2 separate regions of the Homo sapiens genome follow, and region 2 is linked to region 1. The links are chromatin loops, found by intact Hi-C in ENCODE. Cell type or tissue: ovary. All regions are shown on one strand.

Region 1 (5,000 bases):
CTGGCTTCCTGGAGCCACAAGGAACACAGCTGGGCTGCGGTGAGGCGGCCCTAAGGCCCTGCCCAAGCTACTGAGCCCCTCAGAGCCTCGGTATCCTCATCTGTAACTTGGGACTAATGAGACGTGCGTTTTCTGCTTTTAATGAGGCATTGCACAGGGAAAAGTGCGTGGTGTAGGACTCTTCTCTGCATCCTCCTCACTAAAAATTCCCCATTTCCTCCTGGTTCCTGGTACTGTTTCTATTTTTTTCTTTCTCTTTTTCTCCTTCTCTCTCTGTTTTTTTTTTAAGCCCTAGATCACGATTTAATTTCTCTTATGGTTACAGAACAATATAAATATTAGGTTTTGGTACTAAGTTTCTTGTGGTCCAACCTATGTACAATCATTCAATCAACATTTATTAGCCAATCAACTCAAGTCTACTGATCCAGCACTTTTTACCTAATGTCACTATGTGCTATGTTCTTCTTCTTCTTCTTTTTTTTTTTTCTGAGTTGGAGTCTCGCTCTGTCACCCAGGCTGGAGTGAAGTGGCATGATCTCGGCTCACCGCAACTTCCACCTCCTGTGTTCAAGCAATTCTCCTGCCTCAGCCTCCCAAGTAGCTGGAATTATAGGCACACGCCACCATGCCCAACTAAATTTTGTATTTTTAGCACAGACAGGATTTCATCATGTTGACCAGGCTAGTCTCGAACTCATGACCTCAGGTGATCCGCCCTCCTCGGCCTCCCAAAGTGCTGGGATTACAGGTGTGAGCCACTGCGCCCGGCCTGCTATGTTCTATTTTGTGCAGGATGCTGTTTTAGTGGGGTCCTGATAGGAAAGAGCATTTTCAGATTGAGTAATTTGATGAATAAAGAAGAAGAGAGAAGTGAGGGGGACAGGGAAGCCCTAAGAGATAATGTCATAACCACCCCCAACACATACAGACCCCCAGGGCTAAGTGAGGGGGAGCTCTTACTGAACTCACAGGTAGAAAGAGCTGCCAGGAGGGCTAGTGGCAGGGGCTGTGTAGCAGATACTGCGAGGGCCTGCCCACAGCCCTGGCTTTGACCATTTCGGCACACCAGCCTGACTTCCAGCTGCAAAGACTTGCATTTCTTTGCCTCAGGGCTTTCTCTAGCAGCGGAGCTGGCTTTGCTCACCTACAGAGCAGGCCAACTGTGCTGGGAATGAATACCACCACAGGAACAAGACTCAGCCAGTGACCGGTGGGTGCTGGAACATAAATACCCCTGCTCCCTCACCCTGGAACATAAATACCCCAGCTCCCTCACCCTGGAACATAAATACCCCAGCTCCCTCACCCTGGAACATAAATACCCCAGCTCTCTCACCCTGGAACATAAATACCCCAGCTGTCTCACCCTGGAACATAAATACGCCAGCTCCCTCACCCTGGAACATAAATACCCCAGCTCCCTCACCCTGGAACATAAATACCCCAGCTCCCTCACCCTGGAACATAAATACCCCAGCTCCCTCACCCTGGAACATAAATACCCCAGCTCCCTCACCCTGGAACATAAATACCCCAGCTCTCTCACCCTTGGGGTTTGATAGCTTTGAGGTGCGGGTTCTAGACTGCATCCCAAAGCTGTGCAGCAGGGTTAAGCTCTGGTACCCACAGTGGTAATTACTTGACCCAGTGAGTCCCTGACTGGCTTCTCCCCTACTCTGTTTCAACCTCTCACTCAGTTCCTGGCATTTCCTTGGATCATTTCCCAAATAAACTACTTGCTTGAATTTTTGAAACTCAGGCTGTGCTTCTGGGAAAATCTTTCAGTAACCTTTTGGGAGGGACACCCAGTGCCCATGGGGACTCACCCTTGGCCAACCCAGCTGGAAGTGGGAGGGTGTGGAAGCCCACTGTTGAACTTGGACAGGCCAACCCTGGAGGACACAGAGCAGCATGAGGGATCTGGAGGGGCACAGGGTGGAGAAGTTGCAGTCTCCTCATGGAACTCACCAACTGGCGGGGAAGACAGATCACATAAAAGTATTATCATCGCAACAAGGAAGGCTGAGTACCATGACAGGGATGTGCAGAGCCCCACAGAGCTCTCAGGACCCCCCACTCTCCCCATTCAAGGCATGGAGGGACCTTCCCCAGAAGATGTGTATAAGTTGAGACCTGAGGATGGGAGTGCAGGGGAAGCAGCCACGGAGTGTTCTAGGCAGAATGAGCTGCTTGAGCAAATCCTTCAAGACAAAAGAACATGATTCAGGCTGGGCACGGTGGCTCATGCCTGTAATCCCAGAGCTTTGGGAGGCCGACGCAGGCAGATCACCTGAGGTCAGGAGTTCGAGACCAGCCTGGCCAACATGGCAAAACCTTGTCTCTACTAAAAATACAAAAATTAGCCGGGTGTGGTGGTGTGCACCTGTAATCCCAGCTACTCGGGAGGCTGAGGCAGGAGAATCGCTTGAATCTGGGAGACAGAGGTTGCAGTGAGCTGAGATTGCGCCACTGCACTCCAGCCTGGACGACAGGGAAGGACTCCATCTCAAAGGAAAAAAAAAAAAAGAACATGATTCAATTGAATCCAAAGAAGTTCGGTAGACCTGGAGCTCAGAGTTCAAAGCAGTGGGGAGAAAGAAGGCCAGAGCTGTGGTGGGGCCAGGGGGAAGGACATGGCAGGCCATTCCCTGATGAAAAAGGGAATCGCTGAAGGGTTCTAAGAAGAGAGAGACAAGGGCACAGGGCACTGTGGAATCCGGCCGCTGTGTAAGGCCTGGTTTCAGCAAAGGCAAGACAGGAGGCTGCTGGGAGGGTCAGGAGATGATGGTGGCCTGGGCTCAGGTGGAGGCACAGCAGGCAGTGGCGGAGGAGGTGCAAAGGGCATCATGGGAGAAGGGCAGGGCTTCGCGAGGCACGGAGGGTGTGGGAAGGGCAGGGGTCAGCTCTTGGGCTGGGGGTGGCTGGAGAGCAATGGTGCCAGATGCCATGATGGGGAAATTGCGGAAGAGGCAATTTCAGACACGCCGGGTTTGAGAGGCCTTTGAGGCCACCAATGAGGGCACTGGGGGTCGGTGGGCAGGTGGCTCTGGACATCAGAGGCTGGAGACGGGATATCTGGGGAGTCAGTCAATGGCCGGCCACTGCAGCCACGGCCGTGCTGAAAGCCCCCAGAGCCAAGCATGGCGCTGCCCGGGGAGGTGCCACATTGGAGAGGTGGCAAGAGGAGGGAAGCTGGCCAAGACGGCCGAGAGGGGCAGCCGCAGAACCATGGAGGCTGCCATCAGGGAAGCCGGGGAAGCAGGACGGCCAACAGGGCCGATGCCCCAGAAGGTCAAGGAGATAAGGAAAAGGTCTGTCGGGTTTAGTGTCAAGCCAGAGCAGTGACTGTGGATGCCAGGGAAAAAGCAGGGTCTGGCTTGAGGAGTGAGAGGTGAGAATAAGGAGTCTCCAAGTGTGGACAACCCCTTCCTTGATCCGGGCAGAGAGAGCCGAGCGGCCGCAAGGGGTCCGAAAGGAGGGGATGCAACACCCCATCAGCCGCAGGTGACAGAACTCAAACCCCTCGCCCTGTGGACAGCGGACAGTCCTCCTTGTTAACAGGCAACGCTCAGCACACCCAGTGGCTTCCTATATCCTGCTAGGAGGGACCACAGGGGACTCCAGAGCCTCCAAGCTGGAGGGGCGGCCAGGGTGGCACCGAGGCCAAGGGAGGAAGCCCTTCCCCCTGGGTCTGGCTCTGATCATGGCCCCCCTGCCCTGGGCTCTGACATTAGGTACCATTTGAAGAAACTCCTGCTATTGAAAAACCTTTGAAGGCCGGGCGCGGTGGCTCATGCCTGTAATCCCAGCACTTTGGGAGGCCGAGTTGGGAGGATCACCTGAGGTTAGGAGTTCAAGACCAGCCTGGCCAACATAGTGAAACCCCGTTTCTACTAAAAATACAAAAATTAGCCAGTTGTGGTGGCAGGTGCCTGTAATCCCAGCTACTTGGGAGGCTGAGGCAGGAGAATCACTTGAACCCAGGAGGCAGAATTTGCAGTGAGCCAAGATCACACCACTGCACTCCAGCCTGGGTGACACAGCAAGACTCCATCTCAAAAACAAAAACAAAAAACAAAAAAAAACTTTGAAAGACCATTGATCTAGTCATATTACAGATGGGTAAACTGAGGCCCAGAGATGAGGAGACATGTCTGGGGTTCTACTGAGTCCGCCCCAGAGCTGACCGAACACAGCCCCAGGGTGCCAGCTCCGTTGGTCTTTCCACAGCCCCACAGTTCCTGGAAAGGAAAGGGCCGTGACAAGGGCAAAGCCAGGGTTGCATACAGGGCTGCGGTGAGAGACGGAGTCTGGCAGCGTGTGATGAGAGACAGAGAGACGCAGCGTGTGGCATGCGGCACATGCCAGCGACAGGCGGCAGCAGGCGGGCAGGCGGGAGGCCGGGCTGCAGCGCCAGAGCATAGCCATTGTCCCCAGCGTCCGGCCTGCCCAGGTGCCCCTCACTGGCCATCAAGTGACCTCCCTCGGCCCTGCCTCCCCTGAGGCTGGCCAGCTGTAGACCCCAGGCCCACCTCCACACGTGCTCCTTCCTTCTCCCAGCTTGCTCAGACAAGCCCATGAATAGAACATTAAAGGCAAAACCTTCTAAAAGGAAAAGCAGCTCCCTGGTAGGAGTCACCCCACTAAATGTCAAATGCAGAGCAAGGCTTCTTGCCTTGTGCGCTTCTCACTCATGGAGTCACCTTAGCCTCCATATCCCCATCATCCTATCGCCGTATAAATAAATCATGGTCAGAAGAATGCCAATTTCCCCCCAGGGCCTCATGAATCTCTCAACATAAGCATATGTAAAGGCCCCCTTCACTGCGTGCTGGTCCTGGTGCCCAGAAAGAGATAGCAAATCCTGTGGGGATGATTTTGGAGGCAGAAGCAAACTTTCTACCACCTCAGTGGGCTGAAAGTTGGGAGCCCAGCTTTTGTCCTGATTTGGGAAAGACCCTTGCTCACGTAGTTGTCACCATGATGCCACTACCCTC
Region 2 (5,000 bases), 54 kb before region 1:
GATTGCACCACTGCACTCCAGCCTGGGAGACAAAGTGAGATTGTGTCTCAAAAACAAAAACAAAAATAAAACCAAAGCGAAGTGATTTGTCCAAAATGGTGGAGTCAAGATTCAAACAAGATTGCCGTGGCATCCGACCGTGGGAGGAGACATCTCTCTCCTTAGAGGCCGCTGCTGCACAGAGACCCCTCTCCCAGCATCGGCCCCCGCCAGTGCCCCACCAGGCACCCCGTCCCCACCTCCCATGAGCCGTGTCTTTGCTCCCTTGCCAATAACTTCATTCCTCCCCTGTTTTCATTATTAATTCCCTCTTCTTGTGCTTCACACTCATGAGGCCGGGGAAATGGACAAGGCGGTTGGGGAAGGAAGTGGAAATTCTGTGTAATACCATCATCGGTATCACAAAACTTGTCTTAAGTGCCAGCCCCAGGGATTTGCTGGAGTTGGCACGACAGAGGTGGGGCTGAAGGTCAGATTAAATTGGACTAGTAACCCCAGGGGATACTTGAAAGAGGTTGCTAAAGAAACAGTTCCGGCAGGATCGTGCAGCAGCTGAGGCAGGCAGCTGGCAGCAGCGTGCGGGCCGGCCGGCCAGATCAAGCCTGCTTAGCAGGGCTTGCTGGTGACAGGCCTGGGTTCACACGTCCTCCTCCGGAAGCCTGAAATCTTGCCTTTTCCCCCCAATAATGAGTTGGTATAAAAATGGATCTTGAATAAAATTGTCTGCAGTTTTCAAATTTCAAACTGCATTAGTCAAAATATATCAAATTTCCATGTACTGACTTACCACCTGCTCAAAATCTGATCCTTTTTCAGCTGGAATATATTGAAATATGAATCACCTCCTGAGAGGCAAAAGGGAAAAGACGCGGAGGGTGAGGCCCTCTCAAAACACGCCGGTGGGCGAGCGGGAATCCTGGGCTCCGCTGGGCTCCCCCGGCCTCCACCTGACAATGGCTCCTTTTATTTCCGGGGTGGCCCAGGCCTCTTGGCCACTTCCCTTGATCCTAGGTTTCTGGCTGAGACCCTTATACTCTGGGCAGTCTATGGCACACAGTGCAGAAACTAATCATTTCATGCCTCTGGCCTTTAATAAGCACCTACTATGTGCTGGGTGCTCAGACTCACCAGAGAGGCAGTCCTATCATGGTATTGCTGAATCTAATAGTGTCTTCTTCATCCTAATCTGCTCACCTTGGCAGCACTGGACACAGTTGGCCCTCCCCTCTGGAAACTCTTTCTTCTCTTCTCTTCAGAGACCTGGCTCTGTCGTCTTGTCTGCCTTGCTGCCTGCTTCTTCTTGGTCTGCTCTTCCCGGCCTGATGACCACATACACCTAAATCCCCAGAGCTCAGCCCTTGAAACTTCTCTCTTCTGTAGTCACACCTGTCCCCAGGTGAGCTTGTCCAGGCCCAAGTCTTTGTTTTGTTTTGTTTTGTTTTGAGGCAGAGTCTCACTGTGTCACCCAGGCTGGAGTGTAGTAGCACGATCTCGGCTCACTGCAACCTCCACCTCCCATGTTCAAACGATTCTCACACCTCAGCCTCCTGAGTAGCTGGGATTACAGGCACCCGCCACCACGCCCAGCTAATTTTTGTATTTTTAGTAGAGACGGGGTTTCGCCATGTGGGCCCAGCTGGTTTCGAACTCCTGACCTCGTGATCCACCCACCTCGGCCTCCCAAAGTGCTGGGATTACAGGCGTGAGCCACCGCGCCCAGCCAGGCTCAGGTTTTAAATACCATCTTCATAGGGGTGGGGATTAGACATGTGTTCTGGCTCTAAACTGCAGACCAGTCCACCCGCCTGCCCGCCTGGCACTGCCACGTTAGTATCTAATAAGCAGCTCAAACTCCGATTGTCCTGTGTTCACCGTGTAGGCTTCCCTGTCTCAGCAGGTGACACCTGTAGCATTTCGGCTGCTCAAGCTGGAAATGCAGGTGTTATTCTCCATTCTTCCCTTTCCTTCATCATCTCTTCCTTTAATCCACTAAGTCCCACTGGCCCCACCGTCAAAATACATCCCAAATTCACATCACCCCGCCCCCACCACCCCCACCCTACCCTGGGCCACTCTCTTCTGTTCCCTGGACCTCTGCCGTGGCCACCCTCACTGGTCTCCCTGTTTATATTGCAGCCCCATCACCACCCACAGCCTAAGCACAGCCAGAAGGATCTTCAAAAACAGTAAGTGCTATCATGTTACTTTCCTGCTCGAAATCTTCAGTGGCTTTCCATTGCACCAGAATAAAATGCAGGCTGCTCACCAGCCCACGTCGCCCTCGTGAGCGGCCCCACCTCCCTCTCCAGCCCCGTCCTGCGCCACTCTTCACAGCGCTAGCTGCACTGGCCTCTGTTCCTAGACCACAGCGAGCTCATTCTTGCCTTGGAGGCTTTGTTTTCTTGTAAAATATACACATTTTTATTACAAATAAATAACTAAAAGTTAACATTTTAAAGCGTACAATTCACTGGCACGCAGCATATTCGCAACTATCATCACTATCTGGCTCAGAACGTTTTCCTCACCCCAAAAGGAAACTCCATCCCCCTTAGCAGTCACTCCCCATTCTCCCTCCCCCAGCCCCTGGCAAACACTAATCTGCTGCTTTCTGTCTCTGTGGATTGGCCTCTTCTGGATATTTCATACAAATGGATCATAGCACGTTGGCCTCGGAGTTTTCACACTGACGGTTCCCACGGGGCCCTCTCTGCCCCAGGCCTTTGGGGGACCATCTCCTTCTTAACATTTGTCTTGGCTCAAAAGTCACCTCCCTGTCTCCAGCCGATGCCCACGGCCCCTCTGCTCCTGGCCACTCTCAATGTCATAAGGACCCAGCCCTATTTATTTCCCTTTCAGCACCTAACACTCTCTGAGAGCACCTTGCTTAATTATTTGTTTACACATTTATTGTCTTTCCCCTTGTCGCTCCCTGTGATATCCCCATCCCCGGGACAGGGCCAGGCACCCAGGTAGTGCTCAGCAATTATTTGTGGATTGAATGAGCCGGTTCACTATCAAGCACTCGGATGAAGCCATCTACAAAGATAAAGAAACAGCCAAGGAAGGAAGAAAGCGGTGCTGCTGGGGAGGGGAGGAGTAACCAGGAAAAGTCACGAAGGGAAGGGGGGCCTGGAAGGATGACTAGAAGCTCAGCTGGCCTTCGGGGTGGAAGGGGCATTGGAGGACGACGGGGCAGGGCATTCCAGGCAGAAGGAACCGCATGGGCGGAGGCCTGGAGGCGCGAGAGAGGGAGACAGCAGTCACGGTAGGAGTCACGTGACGGCCTCTCTAGTTTGCAATTTGTCCCCTAACTGATTGGCATTCACTGGCCTCCCACAGAGAGAACATTTAACACAGGTCTGGGAGTTGGGTTTGATACAACACGTAAGGGACTGAGAGGAAAGAAAGGGTGGAGTCTCTTTTGTTCGTTTCTTCTTCCCTCCTCCCACTCTTGTCCTAGTGTGCTCTGGACACCCCACAGACACAAAGAAAAGTAGGCCGGGGCCAGGCGCGGTGGCTCATGCCTGTAATCCCAGCACTTTGGGAGGCCGATGCGGGCAGATCACTTGAGGTCAGGAGTTCAAGACCAGCCTGGCCAACATGGTGAAACCCTGTCTCCACTAAAAATACAAAAAAAAAAAAAAAAAAAAAAAAATTAGCAGGGCGTGGTGGCATGTGCCTGTAATCCCAGCTACTTGGGAGGCTGTGGCAGGAGAATCGCTCGAACCCGGGAGGTGGAGGTTGCAGTGAGCCAAGATCACACCATTGGACTCCAGCCTGGGCTACAGAGCGAGACTCTGCCTCAAAAAAAAAAAAGAAAAGAAAAGAAAGAAAAGAAAGAAAGAAAAGAAAAGCAGGCCGGGCGTGGTGGCTCATGCTTATAATCCCAGTGCTTTGGGAGGCTGAGGTAAGAGGATCACTTGAGTCCAGGGGTTTCAGAACAGCCTAGGCAACACAGCAAGACCCTATCTCTTAAAAAAAAAAAAAAAATTAGCCAGGCGTGGCACGTGCATGCAGTCCCAGCTACTCAGGAGGCAGAGGTGGGAGGATTGCTTGAGCCTGGGAGGTGAAGACTGCCATGAGCCATGGTGCGTTACTGCACTTTATCCTAGATGACAAATCAAGACCCTCTCTGGAAAAAAAAAAAAGAAAGTAAGAAAAAAGAAAAGAAGTAAGAAAGAAAAAGAAAAAACAGACTAGTTACCAGTTTTCTTTTTATTTACTTATTTTTTGAGATGGGGTCTCACTCTGTCGCCCAGGCTGGAATGCAGTGGTGCAATCTCAGCTCCCTGCAACCTCCGTCTCCCGGGTTCAAGTGATTCTCCCTGCCTCAGCCTCCCGAGTAGCTGGGACTACAGGTGCTCGCCATCACGCCTGGTGTAGTTTCCAGTTTTCTGATTTAAAATCATCTTGTAACCACCTTTTAAGAGTCATGGGAAGGCCAGGGGTGGTGGCTCACACCTGTAATCCCAGCACTTTGGGAGGCCGAGGCAGGTGGATCATTTGAGGTCAGGAGTTCGAGATCAGCCCGGCCAACATGGTGAAACCTCGTCTCTACTAAAAATACAAAAACTAGCCGGGCAGGATGGTGTGCCTGTAACCCCAGCCACTCGGGAGGCTGAGGTAAGAGAATAGCTTGAACCAGGAGGCAGAGGTTGCAGTGAGCCGAGATCGCACCACTGCACTCCAGCCTGGGCGGCAGAGGGAGACTCGATCTCAGAAAAAAAAAAAAAAAAAAGAGATGTGGGAAGGTAGGGAGGGCAATGAAGTATATTACAGATCATTGCCAACTCTATTTTATTTTTTTTTTAAGAGACAGGGTCTCACTCAGTTGCCCTGGCTGGAGTGCAGAGGTATAATCATAGCTCACTGCAACCTCGAACTCCTGGGCTCAAACGATCCTCCTGCCTCTGCCTCCTGAGTAGTTGGAATTACAGACATGAGCCACAGCACCTGGCTTGTCAACTGTGTTTTAATGGTCAGAGGAGGGTCCCCGC

Evidence for each region. Hi-C counts contacts between places; a loop is a spot of excess contacts. Peaks named below come from ENCODE experiments on the same cell type or tissue, not always from the same donor. Only the 100,000 strongest peaks of a DNase experiment are listed, where the experiment ranks them.
Region 2: a loop joins it to region 1, with 2.0 times the contacts of the local background. A loop is called at or near these places in 2 of 110 quality-filtered maps.

The regions. Positions count from the first base shown.
Region 1 is chr17:2,012,321-2,017,320 of GRCh38, forward strand. All of the region lies in intron 1 of RTN4RL1 (reticulon 4 receptor like 1), which reads right to left. LOC105371486 (a long non-coding RNA gene) reads right to left here. Exons shown (of 4, transcript XR_001752746.2): 2 at 1,830-1,974. Among named protein-coding and RNA genes, the nearest start is that of RTN4RL1-AS1, 2.9 kb to the right of the region's middle. In ovary, no CTCF peak of the experiment used is centred here; no DNase peak of the experiment used is centred here; H3K27ac peaks cover 230 bases.
Region 2 is chr17:1,958,141-1,963,140 of GRCh38, forward strand. The region is part of intron 1 of RTN4RL1 (reticulon 4 receptor like 1); the gene reads right to left. Among named protein-coding and RNA genes, the nearest start is that of RTN4RL1-AS1, 57 kb to the right of the region's middle. RefSeq lists an enhancer at 4,646-5,000. In ovary, no CTCF peak of the experiment used is centred here; DNase peaks (open chromatin) are centred at 2,301 and 2,544.